Linked DNA regions of Homo sapiens: region 2 is linked to region 1. A link is an interaction called in ENCODE POLR2A ChIA-PET data of the cell type or tissue named here. Cell type or tissue: PC-9. All regions are shown on one strand. Each heading gives the region's core, and the rest is flanking DNA. Links, peaks and the distances in the headings are about the cores only.

The links. Peaks named below come from ENCODE experiments on the same cell type or tissue, not always from the same donor. Only the 100,000 strongest peaks of a DNase experiment are listed, where the experiment ranks them.
Region 2: POLR2A ChIA-PET joins it to region 1 with 11 read pairs; 2 of 35 experiments call an interaction of 5 or more read pairs at or near these places.

What each region holds. Positions count from the first base shown.
Region 1 is chr15:56,056,393-56,064,605 of GRCh38, reverse strand. No RefSeq gene overlaps it. Among named protein-coding and RNA genes, the nearest start is that of NEDD4, 67 kb to the right of the region's middle. In PC-9, for the core only: no CTCF peak of the experiment used is centred there; DNase peaks (open chromatin) are centred at 3,855 and 4,685; H3K27ac peaks cover 1,290 bases.
Region 2 is chr15:55,860,783-55,864,158 of GRCh38, reverse strand. NEDD4 (NEDD4 E3 ubiquitin protein ligase) reads left to right here. Exons shown (of 29, transcript NM_006154.4): 9 at 1,080-1,246. Among named protein-coding and RNA genes, the nearest start is that of PRTG, 120 kb to the right of the region's middle. In PC-9, for the core only: no CTCF peak of the experiment used is centred there; no DNase peak of the experiment used is centred there.

The DNA of each region.
Region 1 (8,213 bases), core at 2,639-5,138:
TAGCGGTCTCACTGCATTTCCCAGGCTGGTCTTAAACTCCTGGCTTCAAGCAAGCTGCCTGCCTCAGCCTCCCAAAGTGCTGGGTTTATAGATGTGAACCACTTCATCTAGCCTCTTTCTTTCTTTTTTTTTTAATTTCTAGTTTAATTCTATTGTGGTCTAAGAGCAAACATTGTATTATTTCTATTCTTCTAAATTTGTTAAGGTGTGTTTTATGACTCAGAATGTGGTCTAGCTTGGTAAACGTTCTACGTAAGCTTGAGAAGAATCTGTATTCTGCTGTTGTTGGATGAAGTGCTCTACAGATTTTCATTATATCCAGTTGATTGATGGTGTTCTACTCTGTCCTTACTGATTTGGTGCCTGCGGGATCTGTTCACTTCTGATAGAGGAGTGCTGAAGTCTCCAACTACAATAATGTATTCATCTATTTCTCCTTGCAGTTCTATTAGTTTTTGCCTCACATAGTTTAATTGTTGTTAGGCACATACATATTAAAGATTATTATGGCTCCTTGGACAACTGACTCCTTTATCATTAAGCAATGTCTTTCTTTATTCCTGATCATTTTCCTTGCTTTGAAATCTGCTTTAAAATTAATACAGTAACTCCTGATTTCTTTTGATTTATGTTGGCATGGCATATTTTACTTCATCCATTTACTATTAATCTATATGTGTCTTTATATTTAATATGGTTTTCTTGCAGAAAACATATAGTTGGGTCTCATTTTTTGATCCACTCTAACAATCTCTGTCTTTTAATTGGTGCATTTAGACCACAGACATTCAAAGTGATCAATGATATAGTTGGATTAATACTTGCCATATTTATTTCATTCTCTATTTTTTGCCCCTGTTCTTTCTTCCTATTTTTGCCTTCACTCTTTTTCTGTCTCTTATGGCTTTAATTGAGCATTTTATATGATTCCTTTTTCTCTTCTTTCTTAGCATATTAGCTATACTTCTTTTTAAGCTCCTTCAGTGGTTGCCCTCAAGTTTGCGATACACATTTACAACTAATTCAAGGCTGCATTCAAATAACACTATATGACTTCACAGATATTAGAAGTATCTGATAATAACAAAATATTCCTAATTTCTCCCTCCTATTTCTTGTACCAGTATTTCACTTATATATAAGTGCTTGTATGTACATACATATATACCTGTATATGTATGTATATACATATATATGTACGTGTTTATATATATATTTGGGTTTTTTGTTTTTTAAACAAAGTCTCGTTCTGTCACCCAGGCTGCAGTACAGTGGCATAACCATGGCTCGCTGCAGTCCCAACCTCCCAGGCTCAACTGAACATTCCACCTCAGCCTCCCAAGTAGCTGGGACCATAGGCATGCACCACTAGAGACGAAATCTCACTGTGTTGCCCAGGCTTGTCTCACACCCCTGGGCTTAAATGATCTACCAGCCTCAGCCTCCCAGAGTGCTGGGATTACAGGTGTGAGCCACCATGCCTAGCCTATATTTGTTTTTTCCTCAAGATATATAGATACACATACATATAAATATATGCATAAGTATATATAATTGAATACATTGTTGTTACTTTGAACTTATATTTTAGGTCAATAAAGAAGAAGAAAAATAAAGGTTTTTATTTTATCTTCACAAATTCCTCTTCAATGCACTTCCTTTCTTTATGTAGACCCTGTTTATCTGTTAGATCAATTAAGAATAAGAAAAATAAAAGTTTTTATTTTATCTTCACAAATTCCTCTTCAGGGCTCTTTACGTAGATCCAAGTGTCTGACCTATATTATTTTTCTCCTCTTTAAAGAACCTCTTTTAACATTTCTTTCAAGGTAGGTCTACTGGCAACAAATTCTTTCCATTTTTGTTTGTCTGAGAAAGTATTTACATTTCCTTCACTTTTATTTTATTTTTATTTTTATTTTTTTTTGAGAAGGAGTCTTGCTGTGTCGCCCAGGCTGGAGTGCAGTGGCACGATCTCAGCTCACTGCAACCTCCTCCCCCAGGTTTTAAGCAATTCTCCTGCCTCAGCCTCCAGAGTAGCTGGGATTACAGGCACGCATCACCACACCCGGCTAATTTTTGTATTTTTAGTAGAGATGGGGTTTCACTGTGTTAGCCAGGCTGGTCTCAAAGTCCTGATCTTGTGATCCGCCTGCCTAGGCCTCCCAAAGTGCTGGGATTACAGGCGTGAGCCACCGCACCCAGCCTCTCCTTCACTTTTGAATAGTTTTGCAGTGTACACAATTCTAGATGGGCAGGTTTTTTCCCTTTAAACACCTTAAATATTTCATTCCGCTCCCTTTTTGCTTGCACGGTTCTGAGAAGTCAAATGTAATTCTTGTTTTTCTTCCTTTATATGTACCTTATTTTCCATCTGGCTTTTCCAGGATTTGTTTCTTTGATTTTTTGTAGTTTGAAAATAATATGCCTACTTGTCATTTGTGTTTGTTTGGGGACTTGGATTTTTTTTTTTTTTTTTTTTTTTTTGGCATTTATTCTGCTTGGTGTCCTCTGAGCTTCCTTGATTTGTGGGTTAGTGTCTAACATTAATTTGGGGAAATTCTCAGTCATTATTGTTTCACAGATTTCTTCCATTCTTTTTCTCTTTCTTCTCCTTTTAGTTTTCCCTTTGTATATATGCTATACCTTTGTAGCTGTCCTTTAGTCCTTAGATATTCTGTTCTTTTTTATTATTATTCATTGTTCCATTTAATTTTCAGGTTTGGAGATTTCTGTTGAGATATCCTCAAGCCCAGAGATTCTTTTCTGTCATGTTCAGTCTACTAATAAGCACATCAAAGACATTCTTTATTTCTGTTGCAATGTTTTTTATCTTTAGCATTTCTTTTTTTTTTTTTTCAGGATTTTCATCTCTCTACTTACATTGTTCATCTGTTCTTGCATGTTGTCCTACTTTATCCATTAGAGGCCTTATCCTGTTAATCATAGTTGTTTTAAGTTAATTCCAACATCCCTGTTATGTGTTATGTCTGGTTCTGATGCTTACTCTGTCTCTTCAAATTGTACTGCTTGCTTTTTAGAATGCCTCATAATTTTTTTTTTTAAGACAGAGTCTTGCTCTGTCGCCCAGACTGGAGTGCAATGGCACGATTTCAGCTCAATGCAACCTCTGCCTACTGGGTTCAAGCAATTATTCTGCCTCAGCCTCCAGAGTAGCTGGAATTACAGGTGCCCGCCACTATGCCTGGCTAATTTTTGTATTTTTGGTAGAGACAGGGTTTCACCACGTTAGTTAGGCTGGTCTTGAACTCCTGACCTCAGGTGATCTTCCTGCCTTGGCCTCCCAAAGTGCTGGGATTATAGGCATGAGCCACTGCGCCCAGCCTTCTTTTCCTTTTTTTAAGACAGTGTCTTGCTCTGTCACCCAGGCCAGAGGGTTCACTGCAGTCTCAACAACCCAGGCTCAAGCGACCCTCCTGAGTAGCTAGGTACTGATGCATACCACCATGCTTGGCTAATTTTATGTAATTTTTGTAGAGAGAAGGTTTCATCATGTTACCCAGGCTGGTGTAATTATTTTCTTCATAACTGTATATGATGTAAATGGCAAAATGAACAGCTGTAAATAGGCCTTACTAATGTGGTGATGTGCTCCAGGCACGGTGGCTCATGCCTGTAATCCCAGCACTTTGAGAGGCTGAGGTGGGAGGATCACAAGGTCAGGAGATCGAGACCATCCTGGTTAACATGGTGAAACCCTGTCTCCACTAAAAATACAAAAAAAAAAAAATTAGCTGGGTGTGGTGGCAGGTGCCTGCAGCCCCAGCTACCAGGGAGGCTTAGTCAGGAGAATGGCATGAATCTAGGAGGCGGAGCTTGCAGTGATCCGAGATCGCACCACTGCACTCGAGCCTGGGCGACTGAGACCTCATCTCAAAAAAATAAATAAATAAAATAATAATGTGGTGATGTGGTGCAGGGGAAAGGAAAGCATTGTGTAGTCCTGTGATTAGGTCTCAGTCTTTTGGTGAGCCTATGCCTCTGGACTGTGAACCTCACAGGTACTTCTCAGTTCCCCCTCTACCCCTGCCCTTAGGTGAAACACGATGTCTGGAGTAGACTGGAGTTAGATATGTCCCTTTTCTCAGTTATGTTCTGATAAAACCCCAGCAGCCCCAGCAGGTTAGGCTCTAGTTAAATGGTTTCTCCTGAGAGCAGAATATGTTAAGAAGAACAGAGCGCTCTGGAATATTTCAAAATGCTTCCTTCCCTCCCATCCCTTCCCGGAAGCACAAAGAGATTTTTCTCTAGTATTTACTGTAATAACCTGGTGAGCTCCTAGAGATAAAACTCATAAAAGCATGAGGGTCCCCCTATGACTGGGTTCCCCTGGAGTTATTTTTAACTCTCAGGTTTTGTTCACACTGACTCTCCAGCAATTCATCAATTACAGTTCAGGTGTTCCTAACTTGGCACTGGCTCCAGTGGTGGTTTCCACTCATGAGTCTCCGCCTGGTAAGCCATGACTCCCTGTACCCACCTGTTTATCTCTCCAATCTTAGGAGCAGCAGTGTGTCCTGTGTCTTCATCTCTCCTATGGATCCAAGAATAGTAGCTAATTTTTCAATGTGTTTAGCTATTTACTTGTTATAGGATGAAGTTGCAATTTCCAAGCTCTTTACGTTTGGAACTAGAAACCAGATCTCCTGCATTCTTATTTCTTGACCTTTCTCCAACCACCTTTTGTAATCAGACAGCATTTTATGCGGTGTGTGTATGAACTGTGGATGAGGACAAATCCCCTAACAAAGAGAATTCCATTGAAACAAATTCACAGTTGGCTCCTTGTCTCTACTCCAGGAGCAGAAATGCCACAAAATATTTCTTCTTGAATGGATTTCCCTAGTTATAACTCTAGGGGTATTTAGGAGGGTAAGAGCAGCATTCTGGCCTGCCAAAAACTAGCTGCCTGGTCTTCTGCACAAACAACTCCATCATCTATTCCATTGCTCACTCAGGAGCAGGACTTTATCACTAAATGATTTGGGCCCATAGTCCTGATTCTTTAAACAAATGCCCAGGATATACACTCAGCCTTATATTGGTTTTCTTCTAGATCCAGTGTTGCCTTGGGTAGAGAATATTAGATTATGCTGTAATGCTGTACTTGTTCCTGGGCCCTTTAAGTCTTTAGGTTCTTTGATACCAGGCACCAAGTTATATTTCTTTTATGTTCCCCAGCATTAAGATGTGTATGGAAGATGTGTAATAATTAAAAGCCCCTTATTCATTGAATTCTACCAGCAGTTGAGCAACTCCTCAGACTGATTATCAGAGCCAGCGAAGCAGCTGTCAGCTTGAGGAAGGCATCTGCTGGAGCAAACTCCTGCCCTTCCTGGCTTCTTCTTGATCTAGGCAGAGAACATAAAACTCATTGCATCAGATACCTGCCTTGAGCCTCAGATTAAGGCAAAATGCCAGGGCTTATATGAGCTTCTGCACTTCCCATCTCCTGCCTTGAGCTATAATTAGCAGACTGGGAAGTCAACAGGAGGTATGAGAGCATGTCTTCAAAATGGAATGAAAATCAATTGGGAAATGATTTGCGCTACAAAAATTTGATATGCATCCAGAGTTCCAGGAATATCTTAAAATGGGGTCAACTGCACGTTAAATGAAACATTGAAATAATGCTCAGGTTGACTAGTCAATGAAGATAATAAAAAAGAAGTTTCCAGATGATCTTTTAAAATACCTCCCTTCCATCGTATGAAGATAGAAATCTCGTTTGAAAAGTAGGAAAAGTGGGAATGTTAATAAATTAATAATTGCAAAAAATATTCACAACCCTTCTAATGCGCTTCAGTCCCTTAATATTCTACATGTAATTTTTAAACTTTTTATTATAAAAATTTCAAATGTATGAAAATGAACAGAAGAGTATGAGCCTTCATGTAGCTTTAGCCCAATTTAAATAATTGTCAACTCATAGTAAGTCAATCTCATTTCATCTATACCTCAACCCATTTTTCCCACTTCTCCAAATTATTTGGAAGCAAATCCTAAATATATCATATTTTTAAATATTTCAGCAAGCTATATCCAATGTTAAGACCAGTTCCCCCTCCAAATTTTAATTATTCCTGGTTATTAATAGTCAAGAGTTGCTTAAAACTTAAACATAGCTTCTGTAAATGTAAATGTGTTTACTTATAAATTCCTTTACAGTAATATTTAGTTACTTCATTCATTCATTTATTTATTTGTTCATTCATGATACATTAAAAACATGGGCGGGGCACGGTGGCTCATGCCTCTAATCCCAACACTTTTGGGAGGCCGAGGCAGGCAGATTGCTTTGAGCTCAGGAGTTCGAGACCAGCCTATCCAACATGGCAAAACCCTGTCTCTACAAAAAAACACAAAAATTAGCCAGGCGAAATGGCACACACCTGTAATCCCAGCTACTCAGGAGGCTGAGGCATGAGAAACACTTGAACCTGGGAGCCCAAGGTTGCAGTGAGACCAGATCACGCCACTGCACTCCAGCCTGGGCAACTGAGTGAGACTCTGTCTCAGGGAAGAAAAAAGTTATTTTTAGCCATTACATTTTGGGGTGATTTTTTTCTAAAAACAGAAACTAAAACAGAAATTAATCTTTGGAAGTGGGGTGCTGCTGTAACAGAAGCCTAACACAGGTGATTTTTTTTTTTTTTTAGAGACGGAGTCTCGCTCTTTCGCCCAGGCCGGACTGCAGTGACGCTATCTCGTCTCACTACAAGCTCCGCCTCCCGGGTTCATGCCATTCTGCTGCCTCAGCCTCCCGAGTAGGTGGGATTACAGGCGCCCGCCACCGCGCCCGGCTAATTTTTAGTATTTTTAGTAGAGACGGGGTTTCACCGTGTTAGCCAAGATGGTCTCGATCTCCTGACATCGTGATCTGCCCGCCTCGGCCTCCCAAAGTGCTGGGATTACAGGCGTGAGCCACCGCGCCCGGCCTAACACAGGTGATTTTGAGACTGAGCCATGGGGAAGGATGGAAGCATGGCAAGCCAGCATGGAAATTGTTATTAGAGGCCGCAAAGATGGTCATCTGTGTTTCAAGATAGTGGAACAATTAGTGAAGCTGATGGCTACAGTTACACGGAAGATAGAAAACTTGATGTGGCTAAAGGAAATCTCCAAGTTGAATGCCGAAGGGGCTAATTTGTTTATTTTAGCTGCCTATGATAAAATATGGGAAGGAGAGATGAACCAAAGGAAGAGCAATTCCATTTCCAAGGAGAATTTAGAGTTAATAGTTCTGGACTATGGATTGCTGGGACGGAAAATAAAACTCTCTCCCCAGGGGTTCTCAATGTAAGAAATGGTGTCAGGAAGCTGCTGGCAAAATGTGACCTTAGTCTACAAAATTAAATTGAGGGTGCGGCTGTAAGACCTGTTATAAGACCTCACAAAGCATAGAGATCTTGCTCCAAGAGATGTGTAGATGTGTGTGTGACTTGTCTAATGGAATAGGCTATAATTTAATATATAGAAAACCCACTTCTTTAAAGAAGTTGTACACAGACTAAAGGAACCAAGGCAATTCAAAATGAAGAGAGACCTCTGGATCCCCAACTTACCATGAGACGCCAACTGAGGAATTACTCAGCTGCAAAAATGAACCATTTGTCATGGAAAAGGGAAACGGTCTCAGGATGGAGCCAACAGCCAAATAACAGCGAATTAAGTAACCATTTGCAGGGAGCAGAAACAGGCCTTCATCGAGAAACAGTCCTGCCTCTGGAGTCGTGGGGACTGGCAATGTGTGCCTGGCTGGATTTCAGAATTGCTAAGGATCTGTGCCTGCCATGTGCCTTCAATCTCCTCCCCTTGGGAATGGGAGTATCTCTTACAGTTATCTCATCGCTTTCACACTATGATATCTGGGGTTGGGCGAGGGCAGTGATGGTGGCAGATAACTTGAATTATTAGTTCACAAACTTCCAGATTGAGAAAAAGCTGCATCCAAGCAGTCTAATTCACATCTAGACCTGAGACAGATAGTGAGATTCTGAACACTGAACTGCTTCCATATTGAATGAGAGATCTAACTGGGGCTTCTTGGGAGGATATGAATGTATTTCACATGCAGAAGAAATGCAAACAATCAATGGCCAAAGAATAAACTATGGTAGATTAAAGATGAGCATAAAATCTTTTCTATCTCCCTCATTGTCACATGAAATTGATTTCCTCTCCTCTTGAAT
Region 2 (3,376 bases), core at 160-2,659, 200 kb after region 1:
TGCCTTTTCTTTTGTGAGGTTTCTCATATAAAAGCATTAACTCTTGCTACTCTTTTCTATCAATTCCTTACTTTAACTGCCCTAAGGCTTTATGTTAATTTTGCCCCTTGTTAATCTCTGAGAAACCAAACTTCTCAGTGCATTTTTTAAAAATCTTTCTTTGGCTGTTTTATGACTTGATAAAATGCCTTGCCTTGGTCCAGAGGAGAAAGAGAGAAATCAGACAAGGGAATGAGAATGACTTTTCCATCACTAGAGAGTTCACTGTAGCAGTTATTTCTAAATCATTTGCCTTCCCCATCTTGCCCCTTTGTATATTTGACCTTTATCAAATGATTTTTTCCATGTGTCAGATAGTTATTGATTTCTACCGTAAGCAAGGTGCTTTCTCTGTAGGAAAGACAATGACCAATAAGAAATAATCCTTGCCCTTCATTCAGTTGATAATTTAGAGAACAGCCTAAGATTACACTAGTAGTTTAAACTATACTTCTCAATTTCTCAGTACTTTCCAACTTTCCGTGGTTGTTTATTTAAACGATTTTTTGTCCTTTTTTTCTATTAGATTTTTTAAAATTTTATTTTTGATTGACAATAATTGTATATATTTATGGAGGACAATGTGATGTTTTGATATATACTTACAATGCAAAATGATTAAATCAGGCTAATTAATCTCATTAAATCACCTCACATACTTTTATTACTTTTTTGTTATGAAAATTTTAAATAGATTTGTTTTAAAGTTCTGTTTTATTGTTGTTTTGAGATGGGATCTGGTTCTGTCACCCAGGAAGAACCTGGTGGAAACTTTACAGGCTTGTGCCTTTAAAGTTTTTTTTGAAAAATTTTTAGACAATTTTAAACAAAATTTAAATGGTTATCATTTTTGCAAAAAGAGTCTTCATTATCATAAAGTATTTACATTATGGTCTTAAAAGTTGAGGATTGTTTATTCTGTCTATGCATAATTTCTAAAACTTGATATAATAAATCTCTTTTTAAATTTCCTTTAGCATATAATTTAGAAAGTTAAAAAAATCATGCGTAAACTTAATTGCTGCCATCCTGTTTTTCAGCCTGGCTGGGTTGTTTTGGACCAACCAGATGCTGCTTGCCATTTGCAGCAACAACAAGAACCTTCTCCTCTACCTCCAGGGTGGGAAGAGAGGCAGGATATCCTTGGAAGGACCTATTATGTAAACCATGAATCTAGAAGAACACAGTGGAAAAGACCAACCCCTCAGTATGTGCTGATGGCTTTCACAATTTTAATCTGGAAACACTTTAACTACGAATTTTCATTTTGAAGTCATGTCTCAGATGGATTCATAACAGTATAGTGATCCATAAACTATAAGAATACTAGGATTTTTATTGCCCAGGACTTTAAAAATCCTAACTCTGCTGTTTCGTTTTTTAAATGACTTGATAATATTCAAAATTACTTGACTCTAGATACTACCCTTTTAATTGCGTCTTAATTTTAATAGGTTTTTAATTTTATGTAGCCACAAATGGTAGATTTTTATTTTTAGGCTGAATTAGAAGTCTTGGAGAATTCTTGTAGTTTGTTATTAAAATGTAATAAAATGTTAATTTCTATAGTACTCTATTTTTAAAATATAAATTATTTGTAAAATATAAAGGACTCAATAATAAGGGTATTACGTTAAACGCGCATTTGACAGTCTGGTCAATGTCCACATAACTTCCAGCACGCACAGATCAAGGACGGAATGACTTTCAACATATTCTAACTTCTGTCTCCTCAGTGATTTTTTTTATTATTAGACTGTATATACATTTATAAAATCTCCCATTATTCATATTTATTCTCAAATCCCCTTCCATTTTTCCTTCCATATAGTCTTATAAAGTCTTCCTTTAGTCTTCTGTTTGAAACATACTCGTAATTTTTTAATGTGTTCATTAGCCTCCTAATTTTTGGCTATGATATTTTGTGCCTGATATATGCCAAGCACTTTTACAGATATTTTCTGTTCTCAAATCCTTCCAAAACAAATCAGCAATTCAAGTACTTCATGGCACAGAAGCTTCAGTCTTCATAGAGTGACGTACAGACTGCAAAGCTGAAGACACTATAAAATTCTGTAGAATTGCGCTGTTGCATACCTCAGTATTATGGCAAGCCTTACATGAGCAAAATCACAGTTCTTTCACTGTGGCTGATGTCATTTTCAGGTAGCCAAAATCATATATTTAGGGGGAAAAAAACTGAAGCATTCCCTTAGAGCCATGTATCAAAATTATGTTTTCTTTAGCTACGGTACAGTAAGAACTGGTCTTCTGACTAGCCTGAGCTCATGTCGCATTAAATAAACAGTAATTTTATTATTAAATATTTGAACAAAATTCTTGATCTGATAGACTGGTTATATTAAATGCAAATAATTAGAATAATATAAATGACTGGGGTAAGGGTGTTCAATCTGATTTTTTTTAATTTTAATTTCTGTGGGTCCCTAGTAGGTATATATGTTTGTGGGGTACATGAGAGGTTTTGATACAGGCATGCAAGGCATAATAATCACATCATGTAAAATGGGGTATCCATCCTCACAAGCCTTTATCCTTTTTGTTACAAACAATCCAATTATAGTCTTCTGGTTGTTTTTAAATGTACAATTAAATTATTATTGACTGTAGTCACCTGTTAAGCTATTAAATACTAGGTCTTATTCATTCTTTCTGTTTTTTTTAATACTCATTAACCGTCCAATCTGATTTATTGTACCTCTCCTAAGCTCAGACAAATCTTTACTATTACCTTTTTCAGGACAGGCCCATGACTGTATATTACGAAAAACAGATACCATTACTAATAGATATGTAATTCCTAAACCATTAAGCTTTTCATTATAAAGTTCTTACACCATCTTTCATTCTGCCCTTCACATTCATGCATGGAGTACTCTACTCCTGGCTTAAGACCAATTCTAGAAAATGTACTATCTGATTCACAAAGATGTATGTATGTGTAACTCTATTACTCTTATAATAACATGGCAAAATAATACAATGAAATAATCTATGAAGCGCTCTGATATTTATTCATTCAACAAATATTTTTGAGTACCTATATGTGTTGGACATTATCCTAGACATAGTGACAAACTAAAATATCAAATCAGACATGTTATACCTTTTCACAAAACCTTAAACTCCGTAAGGTACTCTAAATATACCAGTCTGCCTACCCATGATTGAATCTTTGCATGTTGAAATAGCCTTTGGTCAAAGACAATAAATTTTTTTATTGATGTAATGTAGATTTTTTTCCCAATGATCACAGAATCTTTGACAATCATTTTAACTACTTAAGACATGGATGATGGCTTTTTATACTTCCAAT